Regions from separate parts of the Homo sapiens genome. Here all the other regions are linked to region 3. Evidence: chromatin contacts called from ENCODE Hi-C or POLR2A ChIA-PET data. All regions are on one chromosome and are shown on one strand. Each heading gives the region's core, a stretch centred on a gene start or an enhancer-like site at or near the end of the contact. The rest is flanking DNA. Distances are from core to core; before and after follow the strand shown.

Region 1 (4,126 bases), core at 1-2,500, 540 kb after region 3:
TGCTTTGCTGCTACCCAAGCTCCCAATACCCTTCTGGCTTCCAAGATCCTTCCTGCTGGGAATCAATGAGCTGCCCGTGTGGCACTCGTACTCCAACCGGCGGGGCCACTCAGTATGTCTAAGTACAGACGACTGCACTGTCCCTGAGGTGCCCCGGCCTCCGTGTGCTGGACTAGCATGAGCGGTCCCTCGGGCCTCGGCATCCTTCCAAAGCTGCATTTCGGAACTTGCCCCCCCGAAGGCTGGACCCCGAACCGCCACGCCCCTCAGCAGACCCCGAGGCTCAGGCGGAAGTTCCGGGAGAGCCCCGCGCTCCTCCCCGCGCAGCCCCGGGCCTCACCTGGTGCGCCCGCGAAGCCTTCTGCGCCGGGGACGGTGCCGCTCCCGGTCTGGCCGTCCACGCCCCGCGGCAGACCCCGCCCAGACACGCCTGCGCCTGCGGGGGGCCCGGCCTGGCCCGTCTCCGCGATGACCCCGGTGGAGCCTGGCGGCTGGGGCGGCCTCTCCTCGGGGGGCCGCTGGGGCAGGACGGGCCGTCGCCCAGGGTCCTCTGCGGTTGCGGGGCCGCTGGGCCTCGGCGGGGCGGGCTCGGGCTGCAGCGGCTCCTTCGGGGCCTCTGCGGGCGGCGGGGGCGAGGGCGCCTCTGCCGGGCGTCGGGGAGAAAGAAACACACGGGATTAGGAAACCTCAGCCCTGACTGCCCCGTCAGGGTCCCCTCCATGAGTCCCGGCGAGCGGGGTCCCCGTGAGGACTCTGCGGCCACCCCTGCGACGTCAGGCCAGCGGGACACACGGGCGTCCGCCCGCATCTTCCGAGGACGCCGCGGGCCACCCGGACGCCGCCGGGGACCCCTGCCCGGGGCCGGGGCGTTTCCAGCCTCTCCGGCGCAGACGGCTGCACTTTCCAAACCGGCCTCACTCTTGGCTCCGGCATCAACAATTCCCGATTTCACAGCACGCGGAAACCGCGGGTGCGTCGCAAGTGACTGAAAGGGACCTGAGGCCACCGACCCCCGCACCGTCTCTGAACCACACTCCTGCCGGGGCCCCACGGCCTCTCCCGCGGGCTGCCGAGGGACCCTGCCGGGGGGCCCCAGGGCTGCGCGGAGGCCGTGAGGAGGGCTCAGGCTCCACGAGGGCCGCGGCCACAGCGCCCACGTCGCCAGCGGAAGGGACTTCCAACGGAGGAAGCTCCTGGCGTGCGTCTCCCGGCCCTCTGGGGAAGGCGCCGGAAGCTGCCGCCCTTTCCTCCTTTGAACTCGTTCCCGGAACGAGCCCTCCAGGAAGCCCCTCCCGACCGTCCACGGGACGCCTGACAATACCCGGGCCTGGCTGAGGGACCCGCTCGCCAAGAAACGCCATCCCCGCCGCCCCCGTCAGCCTGGTGCCCACGATGCCCAGAGTTCCAAAGCGCAACACATTTGATTTTTGTTTAGGACCCGACAAAAATCGGCGGCTGCCTCCCGACCTGCCGTCTAGTTTTGTTTTAAAACTCCCTAAGCGGGCCGGGCGCGGTGGCTCACGCCCGTAATCCCAGCACTTTGGGAGGCCGACGCGGCCGGATCACTTGAGCCCCCAAATTCGAGACCAGCCTGACCAAGATGGCGAAACCTCATCTCTTCCAAATATCCAAAAAAAAAAAACAAAAAAACAAAAATTAGCCCGGGGTAGTGGAGCGCACCTGTAATCCCAGCTACTCGGGAGGCTGAGGCAGGAGAATCACTTGAACCCAGGAGGTGGAGGTTGCAGGGAGCCGAGATCGCCCGCTGCACTCCAGCCTCACTAAGCTGGGGAGAAGGGCAGTGGAGGTGGTTGATGGGTTCAAAAATATAGTTAGACAGAGTTAATAAGATCTAGTATCTGATAGCACAACAGGGTGACTGCAGTCAGCAATTATCTTTTGCACATTTTTAAATAAAAGAGTAGAATTGGAATGTCTGTAAAGAAATGGCACATGCTTTGGGTAATAGATACCCTATTACCCCGATTATTATACACTGCATGCCTGTATCAAAATACCTCATGTACCCCATATATATATATATCTACTCTGTACACATAACAACTAAAAATTAAAAAAATAAAACTAAGATAAATATGGCAGATCAAATACATGCCCCCCCCCCGCCCCACCCACAGAGGCAGGTTGCCAGAACACCCTGAGAGAGGCAGTTTCTCCAACAGCCTTTCCTGACCAATGTTCCATGAGAGAAGCCCAAGAGAAAACAATTTGAGTGATTACTCTCTCAGTTTTCCCTGAGGATGATACAGAGCTAATTCCATTCTAGATACAGAGAAGTTAGTTCACGCCATACAATAGAATGGCATCAGGATTTACATCTCTTTAGAACCCTGGTTGAGAAAGGCTGGGTTAGACAGAGAAACTGAGGCAGAGGGATTGAAAAACATGCAGATACCAGCTACAGTGGAAGATAGGAGTAAGATACCAGTCTAAAAACACTAAGCGAAAGTCTGCTCCCTGAATAAGGAGGCTCACAGTCCCCATCCTCTGCTAAGCTCCCAGCCACTTGCTTATACCTCTAGCTGGATATAGGAGGATTCTTCAAATTGACCCTATGATGCCCACAGTCGTGAAACTCTATCTAGTGTCTCCCCATTAAATGTGAACCAAAGTCAAAATCACCTGACATATGAGGAAAGCCGCCTGTGTGAACGACAGGGACCAAAGCAAGCCACACCAACTAAAGAAAAGGAACTCTAAAGAGACAGACACAGTGCAAGAAAATAAACACATCCTACCCTCAGAGAAGTAGAAGATACTGCATCCAAGATGCAAGAATTGATTGCTATACAAAAGGGATAGTCAGAGAATAAGGGTGAGCCTTTGCTGATTAAAAAGGCACTTGCCAAAACCAGAGATTTCCATGAAAGGGTTGGTAGATAAAAATCAAGGAAATCTTTCAGAAGGTAGAACATGATGACGAAATGATGATCAATAGGAAGGAAATCATAAGAAAATTAAAGGGTCAACCTAGGAAGTCCTTCCAGAAAAAAAGAAATCAGAAAAACTGGTATGTAGGGGTAATGGGATGGTAAGGAGAGAATTATCAAATAAACACACAACTTCCCAGAACTGAAGAAAATGAAAGATGCCAGCACAATTACTGAATAAGAGGAATAAACCAAGCCACATTCAGAACACTGAAGATAAAAAGGAGATATTACAAACTTTCAAGGGAAAAAATATAAAAAGTGACTGCAAATCAGGAAGGCATCACCAGGCTTCTCAACAGTATTGGAAACTAGAAGAGAAGGGAACAATGTCATCAAACAATGCTAGAATGTAATTGTCAACCTTGAAATCTGTACCCAGCAAAAATACCCATCAATTACAAGAGTAGAATAAAGATATTTTTAGACAGGCAATATTTAAAAAATTATAAAATGCCATCTCTCACGCACCCTTTCTTAAAAAGGTATTGGGAAATGTGCACTACTGAAACAAGGGAGTAAACCATGAAAAAGCAACAGAGAGTAAAAGAAAGGGGAGAGAGGCTAAAGACTTTTCTAGGATAGTAGTGAAGGCAGGCTCAGATTGAAAGCCTTATTGCAAAAGTCTAGAAAATAACCAGTCCAGGTTAGATCAGAAAGAGCAAGAATTCCAGGAGGGAGGTCAATTTTTAAAAAAAATGGAACTGACAAATGATCTGATACTTTTTATGATGTAGAAAATTGTATTAAGAGGCTGTTGAAGGGTAGGAAGACTCCAAAATAGATACATAGGATATAAGCAACACTACTACCAATTAAGAGAAAAGTAAAAAGGAAAGCAACACAACCTTAGAGAGCTATTGAGCTCAGCATAGCATAGATGTTGCATATTGACTGTAGGATAACTCTGTTGGGAATTGGGAGGAAGGGGGGGTCAATATACAATGTCTAAAGCTGATAAATCAATTTAGAAATACGGAGGTAAGTACCAAAGAAAAGAAACAGCTGGAAGATTTACATGTGGCTGCCTCTGGGGCGTGGGAAGAAGGATGGGGAAGGGAACAGGGGAGCTGGTTTTCATTATGAGCTTCTTAGTGTTATTTTACTTATTTTTATAAAATATAATTGTAGAAGACACTGACGGCCTGTTTCTGCCCTTTCCCCTCTAATCCAAG
Region 2 (4,155 bases), core at 1,560-4,059, 840 kb after region 3:
TAGGTGGATTTAAAACAATTATAAAAAGCACTTAAATAAAATCAGGTTGCATCATTTGTATTCTCAAGATGCTTACTGTTTTACATGCAAGAGACTTTAAAGTGCTCCTTTGGGAATCCTGTATTATAAAAACAAATGCGGCTGGGCATGGTGGCTCATGCCCGTCATCCCAGCACTTTGGGAGGTTGAGGTGGGTGGATCACTTGAAGTCAAGGGTTTGAGACCAGCCTGGCCAGCGAGGTGAAACCCCATCTCTACTAAAAATACAAAAATTAGTTGGGCATGGTGGCATGCACCTGTAATCCCAGTTACTCATGAGGCTGAGACATGAGAATCGCTTGAACCCAGGAGGTGGAGGTTGCAGTGAGCTGAGACTGTGCCATTGCATTCCAGCCTGAGCGACAGAGCGAGACACTGTCTCAAAAAAAAAAGGTGATTTTATTATTTTTTAATTTGAAAATATTTATTAAAATTTAAAATATATATAAGCTTTAAAATATATATAAACTTTAATTCGATGCTTCAGAAATTTATCAAAGGGAAGGAATGGAAAAATACATAAAGATATACAAAGATATTCACAGCAACATTATTGGTCAGTTGAAAATTTAGGGAAAAAATTAATAAGGGGCTAGCTAAATAAGTTATATATATATATATATATATATATATATATATACTATGTATATATGTAAAATAAAAACACAATAGAAGGATTGCTCTCTCTACATTTGTATGAAAAGATATCCATGATATCTTTTCTTGAGAAAGACAGATTATGAAAAACTATGTATAATTTGGTACCATTAAAAAAATATATGTTTGTATATCTGGAAGACACTCCCTAAACTTTAACCATTGTTTCTAGTGATGGGATTATGGTGGATTATAAGGTACATTTCAGTTCCCATTTTATACATTTCTCTCGAGTCTCTATTGTTTCTAATGAGTATTTATATTATGAACAAAAAATACTTTTTCCTTTAAAAAATTAAAAAGTCACTTTATTCTCAAAGATGCAGAAACTAAATAAAATTGGTTCAGTTTTTAGGGCGCCAAGGTCAACTGACTAGAATTCAGTAGTGAAGTTTTTTAGTTTTTTGGTGAGTTGGAAGTATTTACCAAATGTGACCTTTTCAAAAAGCTTGCATAGGATTCATTCAGCAGTATTTTCCAGTCTGAACAACAGGAAATTTTATAATATTTTAATTAAGATTTTTTCCCATGAGCTTCAAGGAAGCCTTATCTAGGTCCTTATTTCACAGATGTATTAACTATGCACAGGCAAAGTAGCCCAAATTAATCATTTCTAAGGTTTGTGAAGATTAAGTATCATAAAACCTTTCATTTAAGTGCGTCAGAGAGTAAACTCAAGCATTGTCATGGAGGATGTGTGAAAAAAGAAAAATGATTACCAATGTCTTATATTTCACATTTAGATCATATTATGTGGTATATTTTCTAAACATTTCACACCGTTTAAGAAAACAAATAGGTCCTAAATATAACACAGGCAAAGAGAAAAGTTTTCAATTCCTAATACTTTGTTGACATAAGTAAAAAATATTGGCATAGTTAAAATTTTCACATGAATTGTGTAAGTGGTAATGAATAGAGTCATCTGAATACTTTAAGTAAAATGCTGGTCAGACAGTAGAATGTTGAAGAATCAGTCTTTTTATTTTACCCACCTTCTAGATTGCACGTAAACAGTCTTTGGAATTTGACCAGGATAGTCAGTTTACAATGACTCTTGGTGGGCAACTACATATTCAAAAGACCTTATTGGGGTTCAGGCTTTAGCAGTACATAACAATAAATCTCTACAAAAAGGTAGGAGAGATTCTGTTTAGTTTTGCAAGGATACTGAGTCATATGCAAGTATAAAATACCAGATAAAGGAAAAGTAAATGTTCCTTTTCTATGGTAAAACAGCCCTAATCCAGAAAAATGTCCTTTAAAGAACAAAATAAAATGACTCCTTACGATAAACTTTGGCAGAGAAAACTAACCCAAGATACAAATTATAGGATATATATAGCTTAAAGATTTTGATTTTGATGTCAGAATATGTGACTCATCAAGCAATCATGACATAGCTTTTGATAACCTACGCAAACTGTGGCAAAGTTCTTACCTTAATTTTTTGTTGGTAAAGATCATCCAGCTTTTGAACTTCTTCTTTCAGAGTTCTCACACTTCTCTTGCTTTCTGTTATCATTGCATTCAACTGGGGAAATAAAACTTTGGTTGAGAAATCATAACTATACATCAAAGATATTTTAACAAGTTATAGAGTTTTTATATTATCAATCAACTAACTGAACAATGTTATTTCTTCTAGTCCTTTTGGACTCTCACTTATCATTTGTCCAAAAACTTTATTATTCTCCAAAGAGAAATTAATTTCAAAGAAACCTCAAAGTTAACGATGTTAATATCTGTTTTTCCACTAGTTGTTGTGGGAGTGCTTTTTAAGCTCTCATATATATTATATATTATTAATATTGTTATATCAATTTATTCATATATAAATAATTTTTGCCTCTGGATTTGAAATCTAGCTTTATTTAGACTATATCTACTACAGCTATTTAGCTTTTCATTTGTATGTTCATTTTCTAAAATGTTAAAAAAGAATTGTTTGTATTAATTTTATTGGATGTTTGCTATTATAGTCATGCATTCCTTCAAAAAGTAATAAGGTAACCACATTTAATCTTGTTAAAGCTTGAACTTTAAGATCAGTTGAAACCAAAACTGAAAGAAAAAAGTGTTTTTCAAGTTCATTTCCTGTTGGCAAGTGCTGATACCAGTTGATGTCAGCAATTAATAGAGAATGTTCTTCAGCTATACCAAGAGGAAACTGTTTCCTGCAGGAAACACAAAAGAGTAAAATGTATAAATAGCTGACTTTTTTTTAAAGGATAATTCTACACACATATGAAATTAAAAAAAAATTTAGGGGTTCAAATTTAGTGAAGCTATTATTATTTGCTACAAAACACAGGGTAGTGACATATACAACTAGCATACGCCCAGAACTCAAAACCAGATCTAACACCAAGAACTTTTTCTAAAGGTATGTTATATCTGCAGTAACTAACAAGTTAAACGAGTTGTTTTAAATTCACTTGTAATAACAACAACAGATACTCAAGTAACCAGAACTTCCACTGATTCTCATGGTTGGTCAAAAGCATGTTTACTCATCTCTGAGCAGCTTCTACTTTCCATGTCAGCATTACTAAAGCTGCATTAATTACTTAAACATTTTTTTCTGAGTCCCAAAGTACACATTTCCATTGTGTACATACACACACACACACACACACACACACACACACACACACACACACACACACACACATACATATAGCCCGCCCGACTCCAATTGCCTACTGGACATTCTCCACTTTGATGCCCCAGAGACCTGAAACTCAGCATATCCCAACCTACAATTCTCTCTTCTATATACTTCTCTTTTATATTCTTTATCAAGGTAAAGAACATCACCACATACCCATCTGCCAAAGATAAGACACCTGGGCATTCTTGATTTCTTTCTTGACCTTCACATACAAATGGACAACCAAACTGTTGTTTCCATCTTTAAATCTCCTTTCTCCGTCTTCACTGTAATAGCCTTGCTTTGGGTCCCTACCATTTACTATTCACTGTATAGGATATTGATAGGTCTCTTAATTGCATGGTCTCGTCTCATGCACCTCTCATCTATTCTTCAAAAGGCCAACAGTGTGAAATTACTAAAATAACAATAATTATTGTTATTTCCTTACTTATAAATCTTCATTGATCTCTACTGCCTAAAGAATACAAAAAAATTCAACCAGTAAGGCAAGCCCCTTCATAATTAGGTTCTTGTCTCTCCAGGCTTCTCCCTTATCTCACTTACACTCATGGTAATTTACTAATATGCTGTGCTCTTTGTTTTTTCTTTTTGGAGAAAGGGTCTCACTTTGTCACCTAGGCTGGAGTGCAGTGGCACAATCTCAGCTCACTGCAGCCTCCACCTCCAGGGCTCAAGCAATCTCCCACCTCAGCCTCCAGAGTAGCTGGGACTACAGGTGCATGCCACTACATCCAGCTAATTTTTATATTTTTGGTAGTGGCTGGGTTTTGCCATGTTGCCTG
Region 3 (4,072 bases), core at 178-2,677:
GAATGTGGAGTTCCAAACTCCAGGCGGCTCCCGGGCATGCGCAGTAGCGCCGCCCCTCCCGTCCGCTTCCCGAGTGATTAACTTCTGTTTTGAACCACTCCACATAAATCACGACAGAAACGCCACCTCCAGCCCACAGCGGAACACTCGGGGGACCTCCCAGCCAGGGACTCAATTTTTGTTAACTTCAAAAGGGACTTCACACTCTGACCTTTCGGGGTGTTTTGTGTGGTTTCTCCACCCCCCGTCCCCCTCCGGTGTATTTTGTTTTTAAACCAAACTGACGGCAAGTTTTAGTTGTAAAGCTTCCAGAACACTTCGTGGAAACAATGACAGCCTTGCTCTTTGCACTTACAACCAAGCCTGCTTGTCACATTTGGACGCATTTTGACTGCATGCCGCTTGAAGCTGCTGGCCCTGGGTGCTAACTCTTCCTCCTGCCCCAAAATTCATCGTGGGAAAACTTTTAGAGACTGGGGATTTGTAAAAGTCTAGCTTTCCAAAGCTGTTTACACCCGAGGGCGATGAGGGGGTCCAGAATCGCATTCCTTCGATCGTAAAAACACCACATCCCTAAAGAACAGTGCTAGGGCCCGGCTGGGAGTAGGGGGGCGGCGGGGGCGGGGGCGGGGGGAGCCTAGGAGTGGAACTTTCAGACAAAGCCGCGGCGGTCCCGCGGCCCCGGCCGCCTGGGTCCGGATCGGGAAAAACGAGGGGCTGGGTCCTCCCTACTCGGACCCCATATCCCCAGCACGCGAGAAAGAGCGAGAAGCCACGCGGCGGCTGGGCCGAGCGTGGGGTGTCGGCGGAGACAATGAAACTTGCAGGCGCACAAACAAGGCGCTGAGCGTGTTTCTTGACAACGTGCCAGCAGCGTGGAGAGGCTCGCCCCACAACAGCCCCTCGTGTTGTGTCTAGCAGGAAAACAGCCGCTGCCGTTTCAGACGCAGCCTCAACAAAGAGCACGGCCGCCACTCCAGCATGAGAGCCCCTGGGCGGAAAAGTCCACCAAGTGACTCCGCGCGGCGCGGCCCGGCCAGCACGTTTCCCCGGACTCGCGTCTTCTGGTGCGCGCAGCCCGCGGCCGCCTTACCTTTCTTGCCTTTCATTCTGGATCTCCCCTCCCAGCGCGAGGCAAGGCGGGGGTCTGGAGGGGCCAGGAGCGGGGACACAGGGGATAAGCGAACGTCTCCTTCACAGCCGACTCTCCCGTAACTTGTAGGACGTGCTCCAGCCGTTATTGCTAAACAGGACGCTCTGATCCCAGGCGCCCGCTCCTTGGGTGGAATTCAAGTGACACTTGGGCTTCCTCCCGCCGGGATCTTCTGGCAGCCGGCCGGGGGCTCTCCCTCGCCCAACTCTCTCCCCTCCCCTCTCCGCTCCTTTGTTCCCTGCTCCTGCTCGGCGCACCTCGGCGCTGTCAGAGTGAGAGAGGCGAGGAGGGAAGGTACAGGAGGTCCTGCCTCCGCCCCCAGCCGCCCGCCCCGTCCCCCTCCCGCCCCGCCGCTCCTCCGCCCCTCCCCCGCACCTTCCAGCCGGGAAGACTGGACCGAGCGCGGCGGCCGCTGTCACTCGTCCCTCGGGGGCGGCGGTGCGGACGCGGGGGGTGGCCGGGTCCAGAAACACGATCCTTTCCGCCTGCCGCGCACGGACCGCCCGCATCCCTCGCCCGGCGGTGGGGGCACCAGCCGAGCGCCCCAGGTTTCTCCCTTGGGCCTTTCTTCCCGGGGCTGGCGAGGGTGCGTTTGGTTCGGAAACTGCAACAGATGGAAAAAAGGACACCTCCCTCCTTCCCTCCTCCACCCCCGGGAAGAAAAGCCTCCCCGTCTCGTTTTTGACAGCTGCCCCGAACTCTACTGGCCCTGCTCTAGCCGCACGAGACAGCCGCCTCTGATTCAAGGGGCGGGGCACGGGAGGAAAAGTATTCGAGACAAGAACCAACTTCTTCCAGAATGCGCGGCTGCCATTGACACGCGGGCGCGGCGCGGCGCACCCTTCTCCTCCCGGGGCTCTTCCTCCAGCAGCGACAGTGGGAGGTCGGCGGGGGTGGGGCGGGGGGGAATGATGAGACACAGCCTAAACGAACGTCTGTTCCCCCGGGCTAAAGCTGCGAGTTCCGGACTGGATTGCAAGGCAGTTTCGAAATCTGACACGTTGCGGACAGACACTTGTCACGCTCACATGCTCTTTAAACGTCTCTGCCCGGGGACGGCCGGGCGCGCGCCTGCCTCACCAAGACTCCGCCTGACACCCCGAGTCGCCGAACCCCGGCAGCGGCCACTTTTATAGCTAAGGGGTGACCACGCCGTGCCTGCTCGTCTGTTTCGGTCAACAGTGTCTACTCTTCGGATTGGAACCCTGCTAGGGGATCCCTCCTCCCATTTCAAACAGAAACTAGCCATTAAGTAAACACCCGTTCCTGTTGGCTTATTTTGGTCCACAGTTAGGAGGGATCCAACAGGAGTTTCTTGATGAAATTGCGCTTTCAAAGACCAGATGCTGTTTGGCTGACTTGAAGAAACGCATGCCCCCTCCTCTGGTTCTAGTTTTCGCGTGGTTACGTCCTGTTGTTTTGAAGCAAACGAACTGTCACATGCCACACAATGAGACTTCCCCCATCACTTTAAAAAAAGGAAAGAAAAGCCCTAAACGTAAATAAGCCTAGCAGAGACAGCGCCCGGGTCTGCCTCCAGTCTGGGCTCTGTGCTGTTTTTGTTCGGTAACCTCGGTGGAGATCCCGGCAGAAGAAACTCTGTGGAAATAAGATTAAACCCGAGGAGTACTAAGACGGCCAAGGGATAACTAACTCGACTTCGGAGCGTCTGTTTCAGGAACTAGAGCTAGCCTGCCACCCTCCCTCAAAAAAAAAAAAAAAAAAAAAGACACCCCCGCCCCTAGAATGCGTGGAGGCCAGAGTTTAAAAAGCCTGGGTGGTTTTTCCAATTACAGGACTAAAATGAATCAACAGGGAAAAAAAGCGTCTCTCTAAGAAGGCAGCAACCTTACGATTTTTTTCTTCTGTGGTTTGCTGACTGCTCGGGACAGAAGAGAACACACACCTAAAACGGCTCGGGGGGAGCGCGGTCCTGGGGACAAGCCACCCGCCCGGACGCTGCCCTGCAACTGCCGGGAGCACAGTTCCTTCCCGGACCTGGCTGCAGATGAATCAGCTGCTGCGCCCGGTGCGGGACAGATGTGGCGCAGGGAGGGGGCCAGCGCCCCCGCCGCCCGTTAGAGGGGGCCGCCTCGCTATTTCGTTTGAAGGGTTGTCTGTGGCTGGGATTGGTGGCTCCTATCCGCTGGGGAGCCGGGAGCGGAGGGAGGAGAGACGCAGGGAGGAGGAGCCGGGGGCTGGGCGACGCTGCGACTCCGCGGCCTGAGTGGCAGGAGCCTCGTCTGGAACCGGGCGGTTACTGGGGAGACGCTTTGTTTGCTAACTTCGAAAGCGGCTTCGGCTGCCTCGGCCGCTTTCGAAGCCACTCCACAAAACACGCCTTCGGTCGGTTTAACCCTACCTCCCCCCCCGCCCGCTTTAGCCAGCTCGAGACAAAAATGTTTCCCTCTTCCCCGTGGTTCTCCTTGGCCACGCGGTGGCTCTCATTATGTACACAAAGGTAGCTTTGCTTTCGTCCAAGTGGACTTGGCTAATGACTGCGATTCTCAGGCAACCGAGATGGGAACCGAGAATTGGAAAGGGTTTATAGCTTGAAAACAAACTTTCCAGGAGAAGGGGGGAGGGGCGGAGACAATTGAAAGCCTCTTTCGAATTAGGGGGAGGAAAAAACGGAGATGTGAACTCACCTTGGCTAGAAGTCAGGCTTGATCGGGCCAATGCACAACTTTTGCCCGAGCAAGTCATATCCAAACGGTTGTTAAAGCTGGCGAGGCACTCCAAAGAGAAACACTGGCACAATTCTGTGATGTAGCGAAAGCTTACAGCCCAACCGCTCCCGTAGATGCACCCCCACTGCCTCCCCCCAGCCAACGCTGATCTCAAACTTGTTTGGAGTTTCGGATTCTTGGTGCATTCTGGGAAGAAAGTGCCTAGGGTCAGCGCAACGTAACAAAGGGA

What was found. A loop is a pair of places that touch in the nucleus more often than their neighbours do. ChIA-PET counts read pairs that join two places held with the same protein, here RNA polymerase II (POLR2A). Pooled maps may share reads with other maps.
Region 1: a loop to region 3 is called in a map with no recorded cell type, with 6 times the contacts of the local background. The contact joins the enhancer-like site here to the promoter of TGIF1 in region 3. A Hi-C loop is called at or near these places in 1 of 168 maps with a recorded cell type or tissue (left ventricle myocardium inferior), 2 of 37 single-sample maps with no recorded cell type and 12 of 50 pooled maps. POLR2A ChIA-PET finds 5 or more read pairs at or near these places in 2 of 52 experiments (PC-3 and activated CD4-positive, alpha-beta T cell).
Region 2: a loop to region 3 is called in a pooled map of heart left ventricle, with 3 times the contacts of the local background. The contact joins the enhancer-like site here to the promoter of TGIF1 in region 3. A Hi-C loop is called at or near these places in 1 of 50 pooled maps. POLR2A ChIA-PET finds 5 or more read pairs at or near these places in 2 of 52 experiments (CD4-positive, alpha-beta T cell and activated CD4-positive, alpha-beta T cell).

What each region holds. Positions count from the first base shown.
Region 1 is chr18:2,903,300-2,907,425 of GRCh38, reverse strand. It overlaps EMILIN2 (elastin microfibril interfacer 2), which reads right to left. Exons shown (of 8, transcript NM_032048.3): 5 at 341-643. Among named protein-coding and RNA genes, the nearest start is that of EMILIN2, 58 kb to the right of the region's middle. RefSeq lists a silencer at 282-1,141. Within about 2 kb of position 1,250, at least 29 of the 41 ENCODE cell types and tissues checked have a DNase peak (open chromatin) inside an H3K27ac peak, as active enhancers do; they include left ventricle myocardium inferior, where a contact is called at or near this core.
Region 2 is chr18:2,604,490-2,608,644 of GRCh38, reverse strand. NDC80 (NDC80 kinetochore complex component) reads right to left here. Exons shown (of 17, transcript NM_006101.3): 14 at 2,138-2,230. Among named protein-coding and RNA genes, the nearest start is that of NDC80, 35 kb to the right of the region's middle. Within about 2 kb of position 2,809, at least 4 of the 41 ENCODE cell types and tissues checked have a DNase peak (open chromatin) inside an H3K27ac peak, as active enhancers do; they include CD4-positive, alpha-beta T cell, where a contact is called at or near this core.
Region 3 is chr18:3,447,527-3,451,598 of GRCh38, reverse strand. It overlaps TGIF1 (TGFB induced factor homeobox 1), which reads right to left and starts at 1,427. Exons shown (of 3, transcript NM_003244.4): 1 at 1,094-1,427. The coding sequence starts at 1,109. It overlaps LOC124904237 (a long non-coding RNA gene), which reads left to right and starts at 943. Exons shown (of 2, transcript XR_007066269.1): 1 at 943-1,067. RefSeq lists enhancers at 1-110, 2,198-2,387, 1,975-2,594, 2,488-2,627, 2,595-3,216 and silencers at 688-737, 1,378-1,537, 1,568-1,677, 3,338-3,407.